Regions from separate parts of the Homo sapiens genome. Here region 1 is linked to region 2. A link is a loop called in an ENCODE intact Hi-C map of the cell type or tissue named here. Cell type or tissue: PC-3. All regions are shown on one strand. Each heading gives the region's core, and the rest is flanking DNA. Links, peaks and the distances in the headings are about the cores only.

The links. A loop is a pair of places that touch in the nucleus more often than their neighbours do. Peaks named below come from ENCODE experiments on the same cell type or tissue, not always from the same donor. Only the 100,000 strongest peaks of a DNase experiment are listed, where the experiment ranks them.
Region 1: a loop joins it to region 2, with 5 times the contacts of the local background. A loop is called at or near these places in 6 of 110 quality-filtered maps.

What each region holds. Positions count from the first base shown.
Region 1 is chr12:27,036,228-27,041,612 of GRCh38, reverse strand. It overlaps a transcript of MED21 not described here. Among named protein-coding and RNA genes, the nearest start is that of MED21, 16 kb to the right of the region's middle. In PC-3, for the core only: CTCF peaks have their summits at 1,783 and 1,985 (motif pointing left); a DNase peak (open chromatin) is centred at 1,992.
Region 2 is chr12:27,381,016-27,386,400 of GRCh38, reverse strand. BMAL2 (basic helix-loop-helix ARNT like 2) reads right to left here. Exons shown (of 17, transcript NM_020183.6): 6 at 841-920. Among named protein-coding and RNA genes, the nearest start is that of BMAL2, 51 kb to the right of the region's middle. In PC-3, for the core only: a CTCF peak has its summit at 2,208 (motif pointing right); a DNase peak (open chromatin) is centred at 2,350; H3K27ac peaks cover 1,015 bases.

The DNA.
Region 1 (5,385 bases), core at 110-5,109, 340 kb after region 2:
CCTGCAGAGTGTTTTCCAACTTGGTTCCATTCCTCCCATCACTTTCAGGTACACTAATCAGACATAGATTTGGTCTTTTCACATACTCCCATATTTCTTGGAGGCTTTATTCATTTCTTTTTACTCTTTTTTCTCTAAACTTCTCTTCTCACTTCATTTCATTCGTTTGATCTTCAATCACTGATACCCTTTCTTCCAGTTGATCAAATCGGCTACTGAAGCTTGTGCATTTGTCACGTAGTTCTCGTGCCATCATTTTCAGCTCCATCAGATCATTTAAGGACTTCTCTACACTGGTTATTCCAGTTAGCCATTCATCTAATCTTTTTTCAAGGTTTTTAGCTTCTTTCTGATGGGTTCGAACTTCCTCTTTTAGCTCGGAGAAGTTTATCTCACACCCGTTAGAATGGCAATCATTAAAAAGTCAGGAAACAACAGGTGCTGGAGAGGAAGTGGAGAAACAGGAATACTTTTACACTGTTGGTGGGACTGTAAACTAGTTCAACCATTGTGGAAGACAGTGTGGTGATTCCTCAGGGATCTAGAACTAGAAATACCATTTGACCCAGCCATTCCATTACTGGGTATATACCCAAAGGATTATAAATCATGCTGCTATAAAGACACATGCACACGTATGTTTATTGCGGCACTATTCACAATAGCAAAGACTTGGAACCAACCCAAATGTCCATCAGTGATAGACTGGATTAAGAAAATGTGGCACATATACACCATGGAATACTATGCAGCCATAAAAAAGGATGAGTTCATGTCCTTTGTAGGGACATGGATGAAGCTGGAAACCAACATTCTGAGCAAATTATCGCAAGGACAGAAAACCAAACACTGCATGTTCTCACTCATAGGTGGGAATTGAACAAGGAGAACACTTGGACACAGGAAGGGAAACATCACACACTGGGGCCTGTCGTGGGGTGGGGGGATGGGGGAGGGATAGCATTAAGAGATATACCTAATGTAAATGACGAGTTAATGGGTGCAGAACACCAACATGGCATATGTATACATATGTAACAAACCTGCACGTTGTGCACATGTACCCTAGAACTTAAAGTATAATTAAAAAAAAGAAGAAAAAAAATACCATGAGGTAATTACTAATATTATCCTCATTTTACAGTTGCACTGAAACATAGGTAACTTGCCCAAAGTCACACAATTCAGTGGCAATGCCGGGGCCAGGAGGCACAAAAGCCTATATTATTAATCACACTTTCATATTGCGTTTCCATATAGGACTATCCTTCGGCTATGAAGTGGCAGTTTCTGATGTGTGACCTGTCAACATACACAACACATGCACATGCACATAGAAGATAATTTATCATCCAGAGAAAGTGCTCACATAACTTTCTTTGTGGTTGATGCCAGTGCTTCACTTCTTTACGGTGGGCCTAAATGGACACATACCACGAAGTTGTGTCCATAATCTTTTGTTTTCAGACGAAATAAACATTTGGTCATCATATTCATGTTACTGGCTCCAGGAAGATACTAGCTCAAACTAGAATCATAACACCAGCTTTGACTGGATTCCAGGGTAATCTTAACTTGTGGCCACTGCTATCAAGCTAGTTAATCCCCAGTAGTCTTTTGAGTCACGAAACATCCTTTCCAACCATTTCCTCCAACCACTTCCTGTATAAAATCAAAGTTCACGCCTGTAATCCCAGCACTTTGGGAAGCTGAGGTGGGCAGATCACAAGGTCAGGAGATCAAGGCCATCCTGGCTAACACGGTGAAACCCCGTCTCTACTAAAAACACAAAAAATTAGTCGTTCATGGTGGCACGTGCCTGTAGTCCCAGCTACTCGGGAGGCTGAGGCAGGGTAATCACTTGAATCCGGGAGGTGGAGGGTTGCAGTGAGCCAAGATCACGCCACTGCACTCCAGCCTGGGCAACAGAGCAAGACTCCATCTCAAAACAAACACACACCAAAGTTCAGGGTCAAACTGCCCTCTTGTGGTGAAATATTGCTATCTGTTTGGTCTTCAATACTTGCCCTTTGCATGTTAAGTTTTCAGTCTGTCTGGCATTGATTTTTTTTTTTTTTTTTTTGAGATGGAATTTCGCTCTTGTTGCCCAGGCTGGAGGGCAATGGCGCGTTCTTGGCTCACCACAACCGCCGCCTCCCGGGTTCAAGTGATTATCCTGCTTCAGCCTCGCCAGTAGCTGGGATTACAGGCATGCACCACCACACCCGGCTAATTTTGTACTTTTAGTAGAGACGGGGTTTCTCCATGTTGGTCAGGCTGGTCTCGAACTCCTGACCTCAGGTGATCTGCCACCTCGGCTTCCCAAAGTGCTGGGATTACAGGTGTGAGCCACTGCGCCTGGCCGTCATTGATTTTTTACTTTTTTTTTTTTTTTGAGATGGAATCTCGCTCTGTTGCCCAGGCTGGATGGAGTGCCAGGCGCATCATCTCGGCTCACGGCAGCCTCCGCCTCCAGGGATCAAGCGATTTTCCTGCCTCAGCCACCTGAGTAGCTTAGATTACAGGCACGTGCCACCACGTCTGGCTAATTTTTGTACTTTTAATAGAGATGGGGTTTCAACATGTTGGTCAGGCTGGTCTTGAACTCCTGACCTCATGATCCGCCCGCCTCAGCCTCCCAAAGTGCTGGGATTTTTAAAATATTTTTTATAACAGCTTTATTGAGGTATTATTCACATACCATGCTTTAAAAATATACAATTCAGTGGTTCTTAGTACATTCACAGAGTTGTGCAAACATCACATCTAATTCCAGAACATTTTGATCACTCCTCCCAAACTCCATAGGCATTGACTTTAATGTAATGGCATATAAATATATAGAAATACATATAGAAACCAATTATTCTAGCACCATTTCCATTCTTTCCCCAGGGACTGCAACATCATCTGTCATAAATCAACTTTTCATGTCTGTGTGAATTTGGTTTTGATCTCCCTATTGAGAGACTGGTGTACAGTATTTGTCTATCCCTGCACAAATTATTAAAGCAAGTTTTGCCATTCTGTTATCCTTCCTCATGAATATCTTGATTACTTTTGGCCCTAACTCATCAAGTTCCACAGAAATCCCAATTGGAATCTTAGTTAAAATTGTGTTGTCTATGGACCAGTTGAAGAAAACTGACACATTTATAATACTGACTCTGTTCCATAAAGATGGTATTACTTTCTACTTATTTTGTTTAAAAATGTTTTAAATGAAGCTTTATAATTTTTTTGTTATACGCATCCCTAGATATCTTACATTTTTGTTATATTCGTTGTATTCCTGAATCCTTATTATTTAATGTCACTGAAAATGTACTTTAAAAAAAAAACAACGTGTTTTTCTTACCATTTGTTGCTGGTATGTTACATATTGTTTTTTGGGAAGCCTATCCATGGAATCTTCTTGATTTTCTATGTAATTATATCATCTTTAAGTACTGAGAGTTTTCTTTCCTTTTTATCTTATAATTTTTATTTCTTTCATGCTTAGATGTGTTGGTGAGAATCACCAGCTTAAAGATGAGTAGATGTGGTGGTCTTAATAGGAAGCTCTGTCTTATTCCCAAGCTGAAAGGGAACAAGTTTGATCTTTCAGTAAGATGGTTACTACAGTTTTGTACATACCCTTTATATTTTAAAAATTCTTTGCTGTTTCTCCTCTGCCAAGAGTTTTTTCATAAATGGATTTTGAATATTATCAAATGCTTCTCGCAAATCAAGATAGATGATCATACTGATTCTGATTTTGATCTGTTAGAATGGCAAATTACATTACCATATTTGATCAAATCAAAGATTCTATAAATTTTAAAACACGTCATTATTTTATGTTTCAGCAAGGAAGAAAATAAAACAGCTGCCCTTTGAATATTCCAATTTGTAATATGTTTTTTTAAAAGGGCATCTCTAAATTGATAAAAATACAAAAAATACATTTTCTAAAGACAGAACTGCCATGCATTCCTGAGATTAAACATACATTTATTGTGATATATGCAATTGTTAATACCCACTGTCTCTAATTTGCTATTTTTCCATGTTTACTGAATGGGCAAAAACTGGAAGCATTCCCTTTGAAAACTGGCACAAGACAGGGATGCCCTCTCTCACCACTCCTATTCAACATAGTGTTGGAAGTTCTGGCCAGGGCAATTAGGCAGGATAAGGAAATAAAGGGTATTCAATTAGGAAAAGAGGAAGTCAAATTGTCCCTGTTTGCAGACGACATGACTGTATGTATAGAAAACCCCATTGTCTCAGCCCAAAATCTCCTTAAGCTGATAAGCAACTTCAGCAAAGTCTCAGGATACAAAATCAATGTACAAAAATCACAAGCATTCTTATACACCGATAACAGACAAACAGAGAGCCAAATCATGAGTGAACTCCCATTCACAATTGCTTCAAAGAGAATAAAATACTTAGGAATCCAACTTACAAGGGACGTGAAGGACCTCTTCAAGAAGAACTACAAACCACTGCTCAAGGAAATAAAAGAGGATACAAACAAATGGAAGAACATTCCATGCTCATCGGTAGGAAGAATCAATATTGTGAAAATGGCCATACTGCCCAAGGTAATTTATAGATTCAATGCCATCCCCATCAAGCTACCAATGCCTTTCTTCACAGAATTGGAAAAAAACTACTTTAAAGTTCATATGGAACCAAAAAGGAACCCACATCTCCAAGTCAATCCTAAGCCAAAAGAACAAAGCTGGAGGCATCACACTACCTGACTTCAAACTATACTACAAGGCTACAGTAACCAAAACAGCATGGTACTGGTACCAAAACAGAGATATAAATCAATGGAACAGAACAGAGGCCTCAGAAATAACGCCACATATCTACAACTATCTGATCTTTGACAAACCTGAGAAAAACAAGCAATGGGGAAAGGATTCCCTATTTAATAAACGGTGCTGGGAAAACTGGCTAGCCATATGTAGAAAGCTGAAACTGGATCCCTTCTTTACAGCTTATACAAAAATTAATTCAAGATGGATTAAAGACTTAAACGTTAGACCTAAAACCATAAAAACCCTAGAAGAAAACCTAGACATTACCATTCAGGACATAGGCATGGGCAAGGACTTCATGTCTGAAACACCAAAAGCAATGGCAATAAAAGCCAAAATTGACAAATGGGATCTAATTAAACTAAAGAGCTTCTGCACAGCAAAAGAAACTACCATCAGGGTGAACAGGCAACCTACAGAATGGGAGAAAATTTTCGCAACCTACTCATCTGACAAAGGGCTAATATCCAGAATCTACAGTGAACTCCAACAAATTTACAAGAAAAAACCAAACAACCCCATCAAAAAGTGGGCAAAGGATATGAACAGACACTTCTCAAAAGAAGACATT
Region 2 (5,385 bases), core at 197-5,196:
AAGCGGGTACATATGGCACATAGGAAGAGTCTGGCACTCTTGCTGGGCATGCTCTGCAGGGCAGAAGCAGGGTTCCATGAAGGTACGACTGACGAGCATGTACAGATTGGTGAGAAAGCTTCGAAAGCAAATCGTACATTTTGCCACCTTCAAAAATCCTTTTTATCCACACAATATCCTTTCTATCCCTGCCAGAAATGCTATATTTAAATTCAGCTGTTCAAATAAAAGAGTGGCTTTTTTTAATTAAAGGAAAAATGGACAAAAATGTGTATGAAGAATCCTTCTATTTAATTTGACTATGGCTTAAAACCTAGTAGTCACACAGCACATGACCAAGACATTTATCACCTCCGAGGGCATGAGAAGCAAATCACATGATCACAGTTTCCCCTCTAGACCGGTGAATCTGAAAAGCCATGCACAGGAATGATGAGGACGGAAATGTCAAAGCACTAACAACTCTAAGTAAGCAGTGACTGGCCTCCGAGAAGAACAGGATCCTGAGGGAACAGGATGCCAGGCAGACGGCTTTGAAGGAGGTGGTGATCATGGGGGAGTAGATCCTATGTGTGAGAGATGGGTAGTATAAAATGCTTAGCACTGAATACAAGCTTTGCTCCATAGTGTGGAAAGTGCCTATCCTCTGTCTCTACTTTCATTAACACAAACTAGTAATGCATGGCTACTTCTCTATTTTAAACTTCTATATTAAAGGAAATACGGTGTAATATGGAGTCCCATATGTTTAGAACAGGAAGCAAATGGAAGAAAATCTGCCTCCTATTCAAACAGCAATGAAAGCACATACACAACTTAGACAAATATATCTTTAGTTACCTTAAGGATTAAATGTCTGAGCTCATTATCCTGAAGAAATGATGGTCTATAATTACTTCCCACATAAGAATTTGTCAAGCCTAAAAAGAAAGGCATCAAGAGTTATTGGAAATATAGTAGAGAGGGCAAAATGCTTAATGAACATTAGCAATGCTGCTGCTGCTGGTATTTGCTCTTTGGCACATTCTAAGACATTTTCTGTAATCATTTTTTTTTTCATTTTCATTTAATTTAATTATTTATTTTTGAGACAGAGTCTTACTCTGTTGCCCAGGCTGGAGTGCGGTCGCGCAATCTCAGCTCACTGCAACCTCCACCTCCTGAGTTCAAGTGATTCTCGTGCCTCAGCCTCCTGAATAGCTGGGATTATAGGCGCATGCCACCACGCCCAGCTAATTTTTATATTTTTATTAGAGACAAGTTTTCACTATGTTGGCCAGGCTGGTCTTGAACTCCTGGCCTCAAGCAATCCACTCACCTCAGCCTCCCAAAGTGCTGGGATTACAGGAGTGAGCCACTACGCCCAGCTAATCATTTTCTTTCTTCATTATCACTTGATTAAAATTTCTTTCTTTTAGATTGTGAATTCTTGGAACTACTTATTCCTTTATATTCAAATATGCACATTAAGAGCTATATATAAAAACATTATAATAAAATGTACATGAAATAAAATTCAAGGATTGATATGCAGTAGTCCCCCGTTAGCTGTGGTTTCAGTTACCTGTGGTCCACCATGGCCTGCAAACAGGTGAGCACAATACAATAAGATATTTTGAGAGAGCCAAAGACAGAACATATAACATTTTTACAGTATATTGCTATAATTATCCTAGTTTATTATTGATGTTAATCTCTTAATATGCCTGATTTATAAGTTAAACTTTATCATAGGTATATGTGCATAGGAAAAAAGTACTATGCCTAGGGTTCAGCACTACCCACGGTTTCAGGCATCCACCAGGGTCTTGGAATGTATGCCCCTATGGATAAGGGGGGACCACTACAGTTATTTAGATAATGTCTTAGCTAATTAAAATTTATCATATGAGTTACCTTGAATGGGGGTATTCTGGAATTCTAAACAAATGTTACGGATTCATGAGATTTTCCAGTAAGAAAATCCTTTAATGGCAATATAGAGACCTCTATTCTGATAATACACAGATTATTTTAAAAATGTATAAAATATAAATGAAATAATTAATTTTCAGCCCTTAGCACTGAGTTATATTAAAATGAAAGTCTCTAAAGCAGCTGAAGAGCTTGCAAAATGATGAGGAATTATCAGGCCAAAACCAAGGGAAATGTTTGACCTGGGAGGAGTAAGGGAATCCACCAACCCAGATTCGCAAAGCCCTTCATGGCCACAAGGGGGCGTATGACACAGACGACAAAGCCAAGCAAGCCATCCCCAGGGCAAGGATGATTCAGAAGTAAGTCAATTTTCCCTTCCTTATATTCCCCAACCTTCTTGACTCCTATCCCTTCTTCCTGGGTACTGTAAGAGAAGTTGCTTTTGCAGGGGAAAGGTGGGGTAACATCCTTAGACATTTTAACCACACATTGGCCCTCGGACGGATCTGTGGCCCAAACTCACCAATGAACTAAGTGGTGGTGGTGGTGGCAAAGTAAGTGGGCAGGGCAGAAAGACAAAATGCCTCATGCTATGATTCAGTACAGTTTTCTCAGACTCGTAGCACTCTTAAGAGCCTGGCATAGGGAAAAGAAAATCTCTTCTGTTGGAATCTATCTTCATCCTAGGGCTCAGGGAATTCTCCCAATGACTTCTTGCTAATATTACTACACAGCAGCTTGGGAGGGAGCTGAGGAAGGAATGAAGAACGCAGACTCTGAGTGCTAGGTCAGGGAACAGCAGTAAACTGATTTTGAGCAAGATAATGACATTTCAGGTCTGGCCTGCAGCAAGGTTGGCAGAGCATACCAGGCAGAAGTGGGCTGGGAAACCCCGTCGGTGTACATCAGCCATCACAGGCGAGCCCTGACTCGGTGAGTGAGTGGGGATGTGCTCGAGAGAAAATGAGGGCAGTGAGAGCAGCACTGAGGCATGGTAGAGGCTGGCCAGTAAATGCATGCCATGGTGTTCTGCACACTTGTCCACACATTGGCTCTCAGAGTTCCCATGGCAAAAACCAACGAGGCAACATGATCACTTACTTTTTTCACAATGTTCATTGGGTTAAAAAAAAATCAAAATGACAGTAACAATTCCTCTTCCTCTTCTGACCCCATCCCCACCATTTGAACACTGTGCTGTACTCTACATGCATTACTCTTTACTCTTAACAATAGTCCCAGGAGGCAAATGCATCCCTATCTCACAGATGTGAAAACTGAGGATTAGAATGTCAAATAACTTGAGTAAGTCACATAGCTATAAAGGGAGGAAGCCAGGATTTGAACCACAAGGTCTGCCTTCAGGACGCATGCGTGTGAACCACTGTGCTTCACTGCCCCGCCTGGTAATCAGATTGCAGACACAGGACCTCATGCTGCAGAGCAGGGCTACTCTAAATGTGGTCTGCAGACCAATGTCATCAGCAAACTGTGGTGAGATCAAGTGCAGAATTTAAGAAGTATTTAGAGGCTTTTATAAAAACATAACATTGCTGTGACAGCCAAACCCATGATCATTTTTCCATAATTAACTGTATTTTACAATGAACTAGTGGTGGATGGGGGGAACACCTGTTCTTCATCCAGATCGTTTAAAAAGCACTGCTGTAGAGTATAGTGAAAAAAATCACATCACCATCCTTCTGCCTTTAACCTAATTATGCTATGGACCAAAATAACATGATCCACAGGCAGCCCTCTGTTGATCTGGCTTCTAAGTTTTTGCCGAGCAAGTGTGGGGATGCTGTGACAATACCCTGGAATGCAGATCCAGTTGCCTTAAATCATCTTGCTTGTGAGCAGCACTGACCGAAGGATCTGGTCAGACTGCGGGGATGAGTACTTAACCATGTCACTTCTGTTCAGCAGAGCTGAGGCAAAATCTACGCCCTGTTCCAAGGAATCTCCTCTGGACTCACCTCCTCCCTGCTGAGCTTTCACAGCCTCCCCTCTCACTCGAACCACTGCTGTAACATTCATCGCACCAGACTCTGACGATCTCTTCCTAAGTCAGTCTTCCTAGTCAGACCACAAACCCTTAAAGGGCAGAGATCTTGCCTCATTAATTTTTATATTCTCAGCACAGAACAGGAATGCGGTTGATGCTCAGATCATGTTTTGTTGAACTAGTCGACTGATTCATGGCTTTTCCCTTAGGTCTTCCTCCCTTAGGACACTGCTAATGTGAAAATACTCAGCTAATTTCAGGGTTGCAATCAAATGACCTCAGTTGAGCCTGTAAATTTTCATTGCTGAAGGATTTAAGGAAAATATTGCAAGCCTCAGCTGTGGGTAAAAGAGAAGCTTATTTCACAACAGACTGTTATGAAAATAAGATCTCCCATCATGCTCCCAACAGGAAGCACCAGGAGTCTAGGTGAGTGCTGCTCTCCTCTTAGCCACCTTAACTTGACTTGACCATACCTTGCATGGTGCCCAGATAATTTCCATTACCCTGAAATATATTTTCCTTTTCCTGGCAGTGTTTGAGATCTAAACTAAGACCCTTGGTCATCCTTTGCTCACTCCCTTTTTATGATTTTTGAGCCAAATTTCACTATAATCTTCTAGATCTTTACAAATCTGAACTTGCAGAGTCTCCTCTGGAGTCTTCAGCTTGCTGCTTGGCCAGGTCTTATCTTTTCAGTGCAAATTTACATCATCGGCATTGGTAAATCGAAAACTCTATTCCACTTCACCCAAGTTGGACTGGGGCTATTCCCAAAACAGGGGTGATTTCTACCGCACATGTTGACATGGTTTGGCTCTGTGTCCCCGCCCAAATCTCATGTCGAATAATAATCCCCAGTGCTGGAGGTGGGGCCTGGTGGGAGGTGACTGGATCATGCTTGTGGATTTTCCCCTTGATACTGTGTCACAATAGTGAGTTCTCATGAGATCTGGTTGTTGAAAGTGTGTGGCACCTCCCCTACCCTCTCTTGGTCCTGCTCCTGCCATGTAAGATGCCGGCTCCCACTTTGCCTTCTGCCATGAGTGAAAGCTCCCTGAGGCCTCCCCAGAAGCAGAAGCCACCATGCTTCCTGCACAGCCTGTGGAACCGGGAGCCAATTAAACTTCTTTTCATTATAAATTACCCAGTCTCAGGTATTCCTTCATAGCAATGCAAGAATGGACTAATACACAGGTACACATATACATTTATTACACTTTGATTTAAAATTCAAGCTCAAGTTGGGGAATTGCTAAAGCCAGAAATGATCACCCACACACCAAGAGGCAGTGGCAAGGACCTCCTTCCCCCAGTGTCTCACATATTTGAGGATACTCTGAATGGCAACATGTGATGCATTATAAGGTACTACTCGTAAATCTGAATGAAGCTTTAAGAGAAACTGCAGAGTTTAAGGAAGTTTTCTTTTTGAAGGATAGAAATCTCTCAATAACTTA